Linked DNA regions of Homo sapiens: regions 2, 3 and 4 are each linked to region 1. A link is a contact called in ENCODE Hi-C or POLR2A ChIA-PET data. All regions are on one chromosome and are shown on one strand. The core of a region is the stretch at or near the end of the contact, and the rest is flanking DNA. Distances in the headings are between cores, read along the strand shown. Region 1 holds the start of ATP5MJ (ATP synthase membrane subunit j). Region 2 holds the start of SIVA1 (SIVA1 apoptosis inducing factor). Region 3 holds the start of ADSS1 (adenylosuccinate synthase 1). Region 4 holds the start of MARK3 (microtubule affinity regulating kinase 3).

The links. Hi-C counts contacts between places; a loop is a spot of excess contacts on that map. ChIA-PET counts read pairs that join two places held with the same protein, here RNA polymerase II (POLR2A). Pooled maps may share reads with other maps.
Region 2: a loop to region 1 is called in a map of CD4-positive, alpha-beta T cell, with 10 times the contacts of the local background. The contact joins the promoter of SIVA1 here to the promoter of ATP5MJ in region 1. A Hi-C loop is called at or near these places in 1 of 168 maps with a recorded cell type or tissue (CD4-positive, alpha-beta T cell), 2 of 37 single-sample maps with no recorded cell type and 9 of 50 pooled maps. POLR2A ChIA-PET finds 5 or more read pairs at or near these places in 3 of 52 experiments (activated CD4-positive, alpha-beta T cell, activated CD8-positive, alpha-beta memory T cell and naive thymus-derived CD8-positive, alpha-beta T cell).
Region 3: a loop to region 1 is called in a pooled map, with 9 times the contacts of the local background. The contact joins the promoter of ADSS1 here to the promoter of ATP5MJ in region 1. A Hi-C loop is called at or near these places in 4 of 50 pooled maps.
Region 4: a map of naive thymus-derived CD4-positive, alpha-beta T cell shows a loop between it and region 1 (13-fold over the local background). The contact joins the promoter of MARK3 here to the promoter of ATP5MJ in region 1. A Hi-C loop is called at or near these places in 1 of 168 maps with a recorded cell type or tissue (naive thymus-derived CD4-positive, alpha-beta T cell) and 7 of 50 pooled maps. POLR2A ChIA-PET finds 5 or more read pairs at or near these places in 1 of 52 experiments (activated CD4-positive, alpha-beta T cell).

Annotation. Positions count from the first base shown.
Region 1 is chr14:103,920,279-103,922,866 of GRCh38, forward strand. It overlaps ATP5MJ (ATP synthase membrane subunit j), which reads right to left and starts at 1,251. Exons shown (of 4, transcript NM_004894.3): 1 at 1,192-1,251. RefSeq lists an enhancer at 906-1,581 and silencers at 1,216-1,388, 1,275-1,444.
Region 2 is chr14:104,751,874-104,754,461 of GRCh38, forward strand. SIVA1 (SIVA1 apoptosis inducing factor) reads left to right here and starts at 1,274. Exons shown (of 4, transcript NM_006427.4): 1 at 1,274-1,446. The coding sequence starts at 1,329. All of the region lies in intron 2 of LOC107987209 (a long non-coding RNA gene), which reads right to left. RefSeq lists enhancers at 300-389, 1,093-1,594, 1,240-1,289, 1,300-1,369 and a silencer at 770-1,139.
Region 3 is chr14:104,722,957-104,725,544 of GRCh38, forward strand. It overlaps ADSS1 (adenylosuccinate synthase 1), which reads left to right and starts at 1,273. Exons shown (of 13, transcript NM_152328.5): 1 at 1,273-1,506. The coding sequence starts at 1,315. RefSeq lists a silencer at 1,080-1,489 and an enhancer at 2,320-2,588.
Region 4 is chr14:103,384,140-103,386,727 of GRCh38, forward strand. It overlaps MARK3 (microtubule affinity regulating kinase 3), which reads left to right and starts at 1,276. Exons shown (of 18, transcript NM_001128918.3): 1 at 1,276-1,941. The coding sequence starts at 1,891. RefSeq lists enhancers at 101-1,092, 1,093-2,082, 2,023-2,212 and a silencer at 1,553-1,742.

The DNA of each region.
Region 1 (2,588 bases), core at 1-2,500:
CGTGCCACCACACTGGGCTAATTTTTTGTATTTTTGGTAAAGACGGGGTTTCACCGTGTTAGTCAGGATGGTCTCGATCTCTTGACCTCGTGATCCGCCCGCCTCGGCCTCCCAAAGTGCTGGGATTACAGGCGTGAGCCACCGCGCCCAGCTACATATTCCCAACACATAATAAAACGACAGCCCCTACTTTTTTTTTTTTTTTTTTTTTTAAGACGGAGTTTCACTCGGTCATCAGGCTGGAATGCAATGGCGCGATCTCGGCTCACTGCAACCTCCGCCTACCGAGTGCAAGCGATTCTCCTGCCTCAGCCTCCCGAGTAGCTGGGACTACAGGTGCCTGCCACCACACCCAGCTAATTTTTGTATTTTTAGTAGAGACGGCGTTTCACCATGTTGGTAAGGATGGTCTCGATCTCTTGACCTCGTGATCCGCCCGCCTCAGCCTCCCAAAGGGCTGGGATTACAGGCGTGAACCACCGCGCCCGGCCGGCCCCTTTCTTGAGTCCATTCTGCCCAGGCACATTTCCTAGCTGTGTGTGTCAGTTTTACAGCACCAGACCTTTTAAAAATCCATCTTATTCATAGGCCAAACGTGTGTCTACTGTATCCACTTAAGTCTGCAAAGTTTTGGCACATTACATTAAGGGCGAACTATTACCTGACACTGGAAATGGGAAATGTCTGACCCGCGAGTTCCATACAATTTCATTCAGCACCGTATGATCTCTTTTCAGCTTCCCTGTTGCCTCACCCAAGTTGTCATGTACAGCATAACGTGGAGGGCAGTGTGGCGCAAGGAAACTTGAGTTATAAAGGAGAGAAGGGACTGGATGTGGAGTCAGAGTTCTTGGCTTGGACTCTGGCTTCTCTAACTCTGCGTAGCCTCTGGGTTAGGCAGCTGAACCTCTCAAGGCCAAGGTACGCTCCCTGTCAAAACCGTGGGAGAATTCAGGTGCACTGAGCGCGTTAAGGCCAAGGAGGGAAACGCGGCGCAGGCCTAGGCGATGCTTCCCTCTGGCAACCGACCCTGGCCTACCTCCCTTCAGAGAAGGGAAAGCCGGGCAGAAAAGCAGGCGCGTGCCGGCGGAGGGGTGGAACCCCAAGATCAGCTGGGGCCAAGGCGGCTTCTCGCCCTCCCGCCCCCGCCGTCTCGCACCTCGGGAGCCAGGTCCAGGTCCCCGTACTCACCTTGGCGCAGGACAGACGGCTCAGAACGCACCACAAATCTGCAGCCAACTCGGAAAGGTCACCGAGCGCGCAGGCGCGCGCAGGGGATGCCGGGAAGGCGGAAGCAGCAGAGACGCCGCAAGGCCAGAGTGCCTCCCCAGCGGCGCCTCCGCACCACAGCGCCCCCGGCGGCCGCCTGGTGTCGCAGGCAAGAAGGGGCGGGGAGAGGGTGCGTTAGGGGTGTGCCCGCGTGTGTCACTGTGGGCTGGCTAATCCTCCACATCTTCCCACGACTGATGGGTTTCCTGGGACGCGGGACCTTCAACGCTGAAACTAGGAAAGTTCTAGACATACCGGGAGGGTTGGTTAACCTAAGAAAAGGGACCCTCTTTACTGTGACGTTAAAGACTAAGTCAAGTCTCCCATTTCAGTGGTGTGTCTTGTCCCTTTCTATTGTTAATTATTTAGCTCTGCATGTATAAAATATATATATTTGGAGACGGAGTCTCACTCTGTCGCCCACGCTGCAGTGCAGTGGCGCGATCTCGGCTCACTGCAACCTCCGCCTCCCGGGTTCAAGCGGTTCTCGTGCCTCAGCTTCCTGAATAGCTGGGATTACAGGCGCTGGTCACCAAGCCCAGCTAGTTTTTGTATTTTTAGCAAAGACGGGGTTTCACCATGTTGGCCAGGCTGGTCTTGAACTCCTGACCTCAGGTGATCCACCTGCCTCAGCCTCCCAAAGTGCTGGGATTACAGGCTTGAGCCACCGCGCCCGGCCTGCTCTGCATATTTTTATGTCTGTATTCTGTGCATATTCTTCTCAGCAGATAATATAAAACTTCCACAGGGGCTCCAGACACTGGGCTTAATAGTCTTAAAAATATATATATATATATATATTTTTTTTTTCAGAAATATTTTCCAGTAGAGAACTAGAAATCATAAAAGAAAAAAATTTAGCGAGCGGATCACCTGAGGTCAGGAGTTCAAGACCAGCCTGGCCGACATGGCGAAACCCCATCTCTACTAAAAATACAAAAATTAGCCGGGCTTGGTGGTGGGCGCCTGTAATCCCAACTGCTCAGGAAGCTGGGGCAGGAGAATCACTTGAACCCGGAGGGCAGGGGTTGCAGTGAGCCGAGATCTTTGCACTCCAGCCTGGGCGACAAGAGTGAAACGCCATCTCAAAAAAAAAAAAAAAAAAAAAAAAGCCAAATAAAAATTGGATGGAGGCTGGGCGCAGTGGCTCAGCACTTTGGGAGGCCTGTAATCTGTAATCTTAGCACTTTGGGAGGCCAAAGCAGGCAAACTGCTTGAGTTCAGGAGTTTGAGACCAGCCTGGCTAACATGGTGAAACCCCTTCTCTACTAAAAATACAAAAATTAGCTGGGTGTGGTGGTGGTGCGCACCTGTAATTC
Region 2 (2,588 bases), core at 24-2,523, 830 kb after region 1:
CACCTCCCTGCAAGCTGAGGGAGCCGGCTCCGGCCGCGGCCAGCCCAGAGAGGGGCTCCCACAGTGCAGCGGCGGGCTGAAGGGCCCCTCGAGCGCGGCCAGAGTGGGCGCCGAGAGCGAGCGAGGGCTGCCAGCACGCTGTCATCTCTCACAGGGCGAAGCCCACGCCACAGGACGGGTCGGTTCTGTACCCGCCGGGGCAGGGGAGAGCCGCCTCTGGTGAGCAGAACCCCGGAGAAGGGACGACGCGGGTGCACCTCGCGGCATGGGGACACCAAGTCAGACGAACCCGCTGTGCAAGAACATTTTCCACACAGCGGCGCATACCCCCGCCCGGGGGCGCTCGGCAGCCGCACGCGGCCCTCAGAGCGCAGCCCCCACACGCCTTTACTTCTGGAAGGCGGAGACCGCCACAGTGAGGAGCTAAGCCAGCTGAGGCAACACAGAAAAACCCCCGTTCCTACCCAAAACCAAAAAGCGGGGCGCGGAGGCGCGCGCCTGCGGTCCCAGCTACCGGGGAGGCCGAGAAGGGAGGATCGCCTGAGCCCGGGAGGCGCAAGCTACAGTGAGCCGAGACTGCCACTGCACTCAGTCTGGGTGACAGAGCGAGACCCTGTCTCTAAAGGGGAAAAAAGAGCTAGGAAGAAGCGGGCTGCCTCTTAACTTCGGAGAAGTAAATGAGGAACTATAACCAGTGTCTACCGTTTAGGAACCAAACAAAAGCTGACAGGAATCCCGCCACCGACCCAGCCGCCCCAGACTTTGCCCTGGCCTATCCCGCGCCGCTCCTCAAACTAGACCCGCCCCGACGTCGCCCTGGCCTATCCCACGCCGATCCTCAAACGAGGCCCGCCCCCGATGCACAAGCTCCGCCCTCGTTGCACCGTCCTGACCCTCGGCCTCGCCCCCGCCCCCTGGCTCTTCCCGCGCAGCCGAATGCCGCGACCTGGCTCCCACCCTTCGTCGCTTCGCGCCGCATAGGAACCCCGCCCCTAGTCTCTCCTCCCGCCTATCCTGAGCGGCGCGCGCACAAATCTCTCCCACGGACCCGCCCACCCTGATCCTCAACCTGGCCCCTGGCCTTTCCCGCGGCGTCGAGTCCAGTACACCGACGCACGAGTCCCACCCCCGATCTCTCCCTCGGCCTATCCCGCGCCGCTCCGCGCAGGAGTCCCGCCTCCCACTTCGCCCGCAGCCTATGACGCGCCGCGTCGCTCCCTCTCCTCAAACCCGCTCTCGCCCGCGGATGGGCGCGCAGCTGTGACGTCACGGCGTCGTTGGTAAGGGGCTGGCGGCCGGGGAGCTGCGTAGCTCCCGGCCCCGCGGCCATGCCCAAGCGGAGCTGCCCCTTCGCGGACGTGGCCCCGCTACAGCTCAAGGTCCGCGTGAGCCAGAGGGAGTTGAGCCGCGGCGTGTGCGCCGAGCGCTACTCGCAGGAGGTCTTCGGTGAGTGTCGGGCGGGCTGCCGAGGGTCCGCTGCGTCGGGGCCTGGAACGGGCCGGGCCTCAGCGTCCCCTCTGAGGCCTGAGCGGGGGGCTGGAGGGCCCTGCTTTCTGGCCCCGCGTTCCCGGAAGCTGGGAGGCCGCGGGGACACAAGCTGGCCACGCCCAGGGCTGGGGTCAGTGAGGGGGATGTGAGGACCCCAGCGTTCGCCCACCCTGTCCAACAGCCTGAAAGAAAAGGGTCCCTGCCCCTAGCCCCCGCGCCCTCTTCCACGATCCCGGTTAGTCGCCGCCCTGCAGTGAGCGGCACCCGCCTGGTGCTTTCTCAGGACTGTCCCGTGCAGGATGTCCTGGGAGAGGTTGGGGAGCGGGGCGTCCTGCATGGAGTCAACCCGAAGAGTGCCCCTCCTGTCCCAAGAGGTATTCATGGAGCGCGCGGCCCTGCCAGGCACGGCGGCTTTCTCGGGAGACCAAAGGCAGGCAAGACAGATGTGCCCCGTCTCCCGGGAGCTCCCCAGCCTAGTTGGGGAGACCAGCAGGAGGAGTCGCCACAGGTGGTCGGGGCAGGCACAGGTTTGTGCAGGCGCACCTGCAGGGATGGCACGGAAGGCTTCTTGGAAGAACAGTCTGAGCGGAATCCTGTGGGGGCGAGTAGGAGTTAGCCAGGCAGAGGAAGGGAAGGAAGAGGGCGAGGCAGAAGCCAGGCAGCAGGAGAGCGAAATAGGACTCCGTGTGGCTGCAGTGTCCAGTTCTGGGTGGGATGTGAGGGCAGTGAGCTCCCAGGCCTTCTCTGGCTTTCTCCTGTGGATTTCAGGCGTGTTGATCTTATTGATCATCACTCTGACTGGGGTGATTAATACCCTGGGGCAGGTAAAAAGTGGAGCTTACCTTGCCTAGTGATTGGGACACAAAGTCTGCACCTGTAGAGCAGTTAGAGGATGACCCGGGGTGTGTGATTTACCTGGTGCCGCTTGTGCCTTGGGAATGAGGGAAAGACTCTGCCTCCCGAGGTTCCTCTGTGCGGTGTCTCCAGTGTGCTAGGGCTGTGAAAGCGAGTGCTATTCTGGGCCATGGGGAGGTAAGGGGAATGATGCCGTGGGAACTGTGGCAGGACCGCAATCGTGTGCCCTCTCAGGACAGTTGAAA
Region 3 (2,588 bases), core at 23-2,522, 800 kb after region 1:
CAGGCTGGGGCACGGTCAGGTGCCAAGAGAGGAGGGGTGGGGAGGCTGCAGGCAGGGGTGGGCAGTGGTGTCCTTGGCTGCACCTGAATCACTAACTCAGTGTGAGCGACCTTTGCTGTGACAGGCCCAAGCTCCACTCCTTCCTCACAGGGAGTGTCCCGTCTCCATGGACTCCCTGTCACTAGCCTTGGAGTTGCCCTGAGCCCAAGGGGCCTCGTGGCTCCAGGCTCTTTGGCAACTGAGAGCCGTCAGGGAGGGAACAAAGGACCCCGCCTCCCTGCTCTGAAGCAAGAACCTGATTCTCTTTTCCGCCCTTGGGGCCCCAGGACCCTTCTCTTGGCCACCAGGGCTGGCTTCCTCCAAGCCTCATCTACTTGGGAGGGGTGGGGCGGGATGGGTGAGACAGGACAACCAGCCGGGAACACGGGAGCCTCGCAGACCATCGCCTCCCTCTGGGGCCTAGTCCCTCCACAGGCTGGGCCGGGAAGGTCTGGTGTGGGACCTCTTGGGAACCTGGGCCCCACGGTGGCGTGCATCCCTGGGGGTTGCTCCCATGCCAGCCAGGTGACGCTGACAGGATGGGTCCCTTTACCCCAGACTTGGGTGCTGAGGGCCGGAGCTCCATGCTGGAGCCCGCCTGCTCGCTACAGCCAGGCCCGAGCCACAGCGCGCCCGGGCGGGACGCGGGGCCCCTGCCGTGGGGCAGAAGTGCGGGCAGTTGCGGGGACACAAAGTCCTCGGAGAGGACGCGCTGCGCGGCTCTTCGCGGCCGCCAGGGGGCGCGCCCGCGCCCAGGGCACTCGGGGTTCCACGGGGGGCAGGTGCGCTCCTCGAGAGTGCGGACCCTCTAGGTGGGGTGCAGGACGCAGCTCCCCTTTTGCAAACCGCACTCCTTCCCTGGAGGGAACGACCACCCCTGCAGTTGCTGGAACCCCGAAGTCCTGGGCCCGGCAAGGGCTTGGTGGGGGGTGAGGTCGCGGTGCACAAGCCCTGGTCCCCGACGGGCTAGCGAGAAACTGCCTCCGTTGGCAAATTCGTGGGGGCGGCTCCCCAGGCCATCTGCCTGCCTGGCCGTTGGTCCGTGCGGCCCCTCACCCCTAAAGTGCTCGAGACTCAACTGGGCTTCCCGGGCAGCGGCGAGGGGGCGGGGATGTGGCGGCCGGAGGTCACCGGGGCGTCACTGCGCCCGCCCTGGCCCTCCCCCGGCCCGCCCCCTGCCCCGCCCCCTGCCCCGGCCCGGCTCCATTTAATGGCGCGGACGCCGGCGGCGGCGGGCTCCTGGCCGGGCCAGCGCAGCGGAAGAGCCAAGCCAGCATGTCGGGGACCCGAGCCTCCAACGACCGGCCCCCCGGCGCAGGCGGCGTCAAGCGGGGGCGGCTGCAGCAGGAGGCGGCGGCGACCGGCTCCCGCGTGACGGTGGTGCTGGGCGCGCAGTGGGGGGACGAGGGCAAAGGCAAGGTGGTGGACCTGCTGGCCACGGACGCCGACATCATCAGCCGCTGCCAGGTGCGGGCTGGGGCGCCGGGTCCCTCCCCCACCGCCCAGCGAGCCCCCCTCCCCCGACCCAGACGGCCCCTGTCCTCCCATGCCCTGGCCGGTCACTCACCCGCTTGGATGCCTTCCTTCCGGGAGCACCTTTCCCAGGGCCACCCCACCCACGCACGCACACGCACCACTCACACAACCCCCGACCCACACACACCGCCCTCCTTCCACCCACCCCTACTCCACCACCCCGGCAGCGGGCCAGGGCACAGCTATAAATACAAGTCGCTGAGTTGGGGACACCCGATCCTTAGGGGGTGGCGCATGCCATGGGTGTGACGCTGGACCCTCCATGGGGGAACCAGAGGACCCAGCCCCAGGATGGTTTGAGGACCCCCAAGACACCCCCCTTCCTCATTTACAGTGATCACCTGGGGCCTGTCTGGGTCTGGGATAGGGCTTACCTGGCTCCCCGCAAGGTCTGCAGGTGGTGGAGGGGGTAAAAGCTGCCTGCTGGGTGGGGGTGACCCCGGTGAGTCAGCCAAGGAGAGGCAGAGGTGGAAGGGGGCCAGGCCGTCCTGGGGGGCAATTGGGGCCGCGCCTGAGGGAGGGTGCTTGGGACGATCCTAGCCAGACATGGGAGAGGGAGGGCCACAGACTTCTGGCCAGGGTGACCCCGTGGCTGGCAGTGCCACCGAGGAGGCCAGACCTGCTTTGTCCCCCAGGGCCCAGGGCTGGGCCTCTGCCAGCCGGCAGCTGCTCTCAGCGCCCCCATCTGTTCTGACTGAGCTGCACACTGGGCACTCTCTCGGGCCGCCACCCTGGGGCTACATGCCCCATGCCAGGGCAGCCAAGTCTGCTGCCCATGGGCTGACTTACAGCTCCAGGCACAAAGGGGTCAACTTTGGGATGCACGCGTCTGGGGTTTGGAGCCTGCCTGGGGCTGCTGCCAATAATGGAACAAGGGCCCCCGCACCGTCCCTTCTCCGGGTTCTGTGGCCTCCTTCCTGAGCTCCAGAGAGGAGGGCTGGGGCCCAAGACGAAGGGAGTCAGCCCAGCACCCTGTGTGGCTCAGGGCTGTCCGAGCCCCTCCTGCCGGAAGG
Region 4 (2,588 bases), core at 26-2,525, 540 kb before region 1:
GTGGAGCAAGAAATGTCTCAAACATAGCAAGAGAGTTGGGATGCCAACGGACCAAAGGGAAAGCAAGCATGACATAGCCCCCCACTACAAGGGCTTACCTATTATCCAAGCTTTGGGAGCTAGGTTAGAATCCCAGCTCTGTCGCTAACCAACCTGTGTACTTTAGCCAAGTCACTGTACCTGTCTAGACTTCGGATCGCATGTGTGTCTGCCCATCTCATAGGGTTACCCTGAGGCTAAATGAGGTAACAAATGTCATGAACCCACAAGGTAGACTCGACTCTCGGTAACAGTTCGTGTCACCCCCATCTCACACTACTCTCCCTCTTCGGACCCTGCACCCATGGATTCCATCCACCGCTGGCCAGGAGCTGAGTAGAGGCACCGAGCACGTGAAGAGGTGAATGGGCAAGGAAGGCTTCCAGGTCAGGTAGCATTTCCAGTGTTCCAGCCTGCAGGCATCTACCGAGCCTGGCCCGAGGCTGGCACCCAGAGATGCTTCCAGTCTTCCAGCAGCAACGCACTGACTGTAAGAAAAGCCTGCTTATAAACCCCCTACAGGCATTTGGAAGCTGGTCCCTGGGGTCCTCTACAGATTCATTTCGCCCCCAAACCCATCCCCTTTGTGCCACCCTCGTTATTGCACTCTTCCATCCGGATGGCATTTAGCTGGGTCCGGGTCTGTCACCCGTCTGACCACCAGCTCCTTGAGGGCAAGAGGCGCCTGCTGCCCTCAGGGTCCGCGCCCAGCCCGCAGCTGCTCAGATCCGGAGACGGGAAGGTTTGTTGGCGAGAACCTGACTCCCGGGTCACAGTTAAGGATGCAAGAGCCCGGCGCCTTCCCGTAGCCCCGGCCCTGTCATTAATTAATGCTGGGGCTCCATTCGGTGCAGCGCAGTCCCAGGGATGCAACCGCAACTTTTGCGCACAATAGGCTCTCGATCTGTAATCCAGCCAACCCAGGCCTGTAGTGTGTAAATGCCAACTCAGCGGGAGGGCTCTGGCTGTCGCCCAGAGCCGTTTCTCGGCTCTTTCGCGGTTGCCGGCGCGCTCGGGACAGGAGGAACCCGCAGCCCGCGGGAGTCAGCGGAGACCCGACCAGCACTATCCAGCCCTCTGCACCGCCCCCGCGGCGAGGTCTGGACCAAGTCGCCCCTAGCAACAACAGCCGGGCCGGCTTTCTCAGGCCATGCTGATTGGCGGGACTCCGGGTGGCGGCCTGTCGTCACTTCCGGCAGCCGGAGGCAGCAGAGGAAGCCGAGGGGCGGCCATCTTGGCTCCGTGAGGCTCTGAGGTGCCGGGGTGCGGCGGCGGCAGCGGCGGCCAGCAGGGCGGAGGCTGAGGCAGCAAGCTCGCTAGAGAGGGAGAAGCAGTCGGGCGCAGGCGCCTCCTCCGCAGCCCGCTCCATGGTCGGCGCCCACAGCCCGCGGCGGCCTGTCTTGCGCTCCACTTCCTTCACATCCTCCTCCGCCTCCTCGTTTTCAGGCGCCGCCGGCGGCGCTGTGTGGAGGCCCGCGAGCTGAAATTCGCGGTGCGACGGGAGGGAGTGGAGAAGGAGGTGAGGGGGCCCAGGATCGCGGGGCGCCCTGAGGCAAGGGGACGCCGGCGGGCCGAAGCGCAGCCCGCCGCCCGCAGGCTCGGCTCCGCCACTGCCGCCCTCCCGGTCTCCTCGCCTCGGCCGCCGAGGCAGGGAGAGAATGAGCCCCGGGACCCGCCGGGGGACGGCCCGGGCCAGGCCCGGGATCTAGACGGCCGTAGGGGGAAGGGAGCCGCCCTCCCCACGGCGCCTTTTCGGAACTGCCGTGGACTCGAGGACGCTGGTCGCCGGCCTCCTAGGGCTGTGCTGTTTTGTTTTGACCCTCGCATTGTGCAGAATTAAAGTGCAGTAAAATGTCCACTAGGACCCCATTGCCAACGGTGAATGAACGAGACACTGAAAACGTAAGTAACCTGGGCGTTGTAGTTGGCGGACCTTCGGGGTGGCATTCGTGCTCCTCGGGCAGTGCCTTGCAGTCGGGTGTTCCCCCCAGCCGAACGCTCTGGAAATAGAGGGCAGGCCGTAGTCACCCAGGAGGCAGCCAGGTCGGACCGTTTCCTCCAGAAGTCTGCCGTGTCCCGCTGTTCGCGGGCGGGTCTGCGAAGTACATCGATTATGCCGGCAGTCTAGTCGGTTAATAAAGCCCAGGAGTTGCAGCGTTACGGATCGGTGCTTTGAGAGGCCAGGTTGCCGCGCAATGGATTGTGCAAACGTGTGTGTCAGATCACTGCAGTGGTCAGTGCTTATTTTAGCCGAACTCTGCTTTTAACTTGGTCAGGCAGTTCTTGAGAGACTGTCACATTAATAACATATGTTACCGGTGCTGATTAAGAGTAATCGATTGGGTCAAGTGGGCGGTCTCGTTCTTTAAGATGGTCTGGAACTAAATTTAATCACAGTCACTAAGTGTCCACTGAGGGATCTTTGCGGTCCCCTTAGGAATTCCAAAACACTAGCGCGCAGCCTTTATTAAGGCAGTTTCCTTTCCATACAAATCTTTTTTGAAGGAGTTGGTTAAACATTTTGAAAAGCAGATGTATAGTGAAGCTCT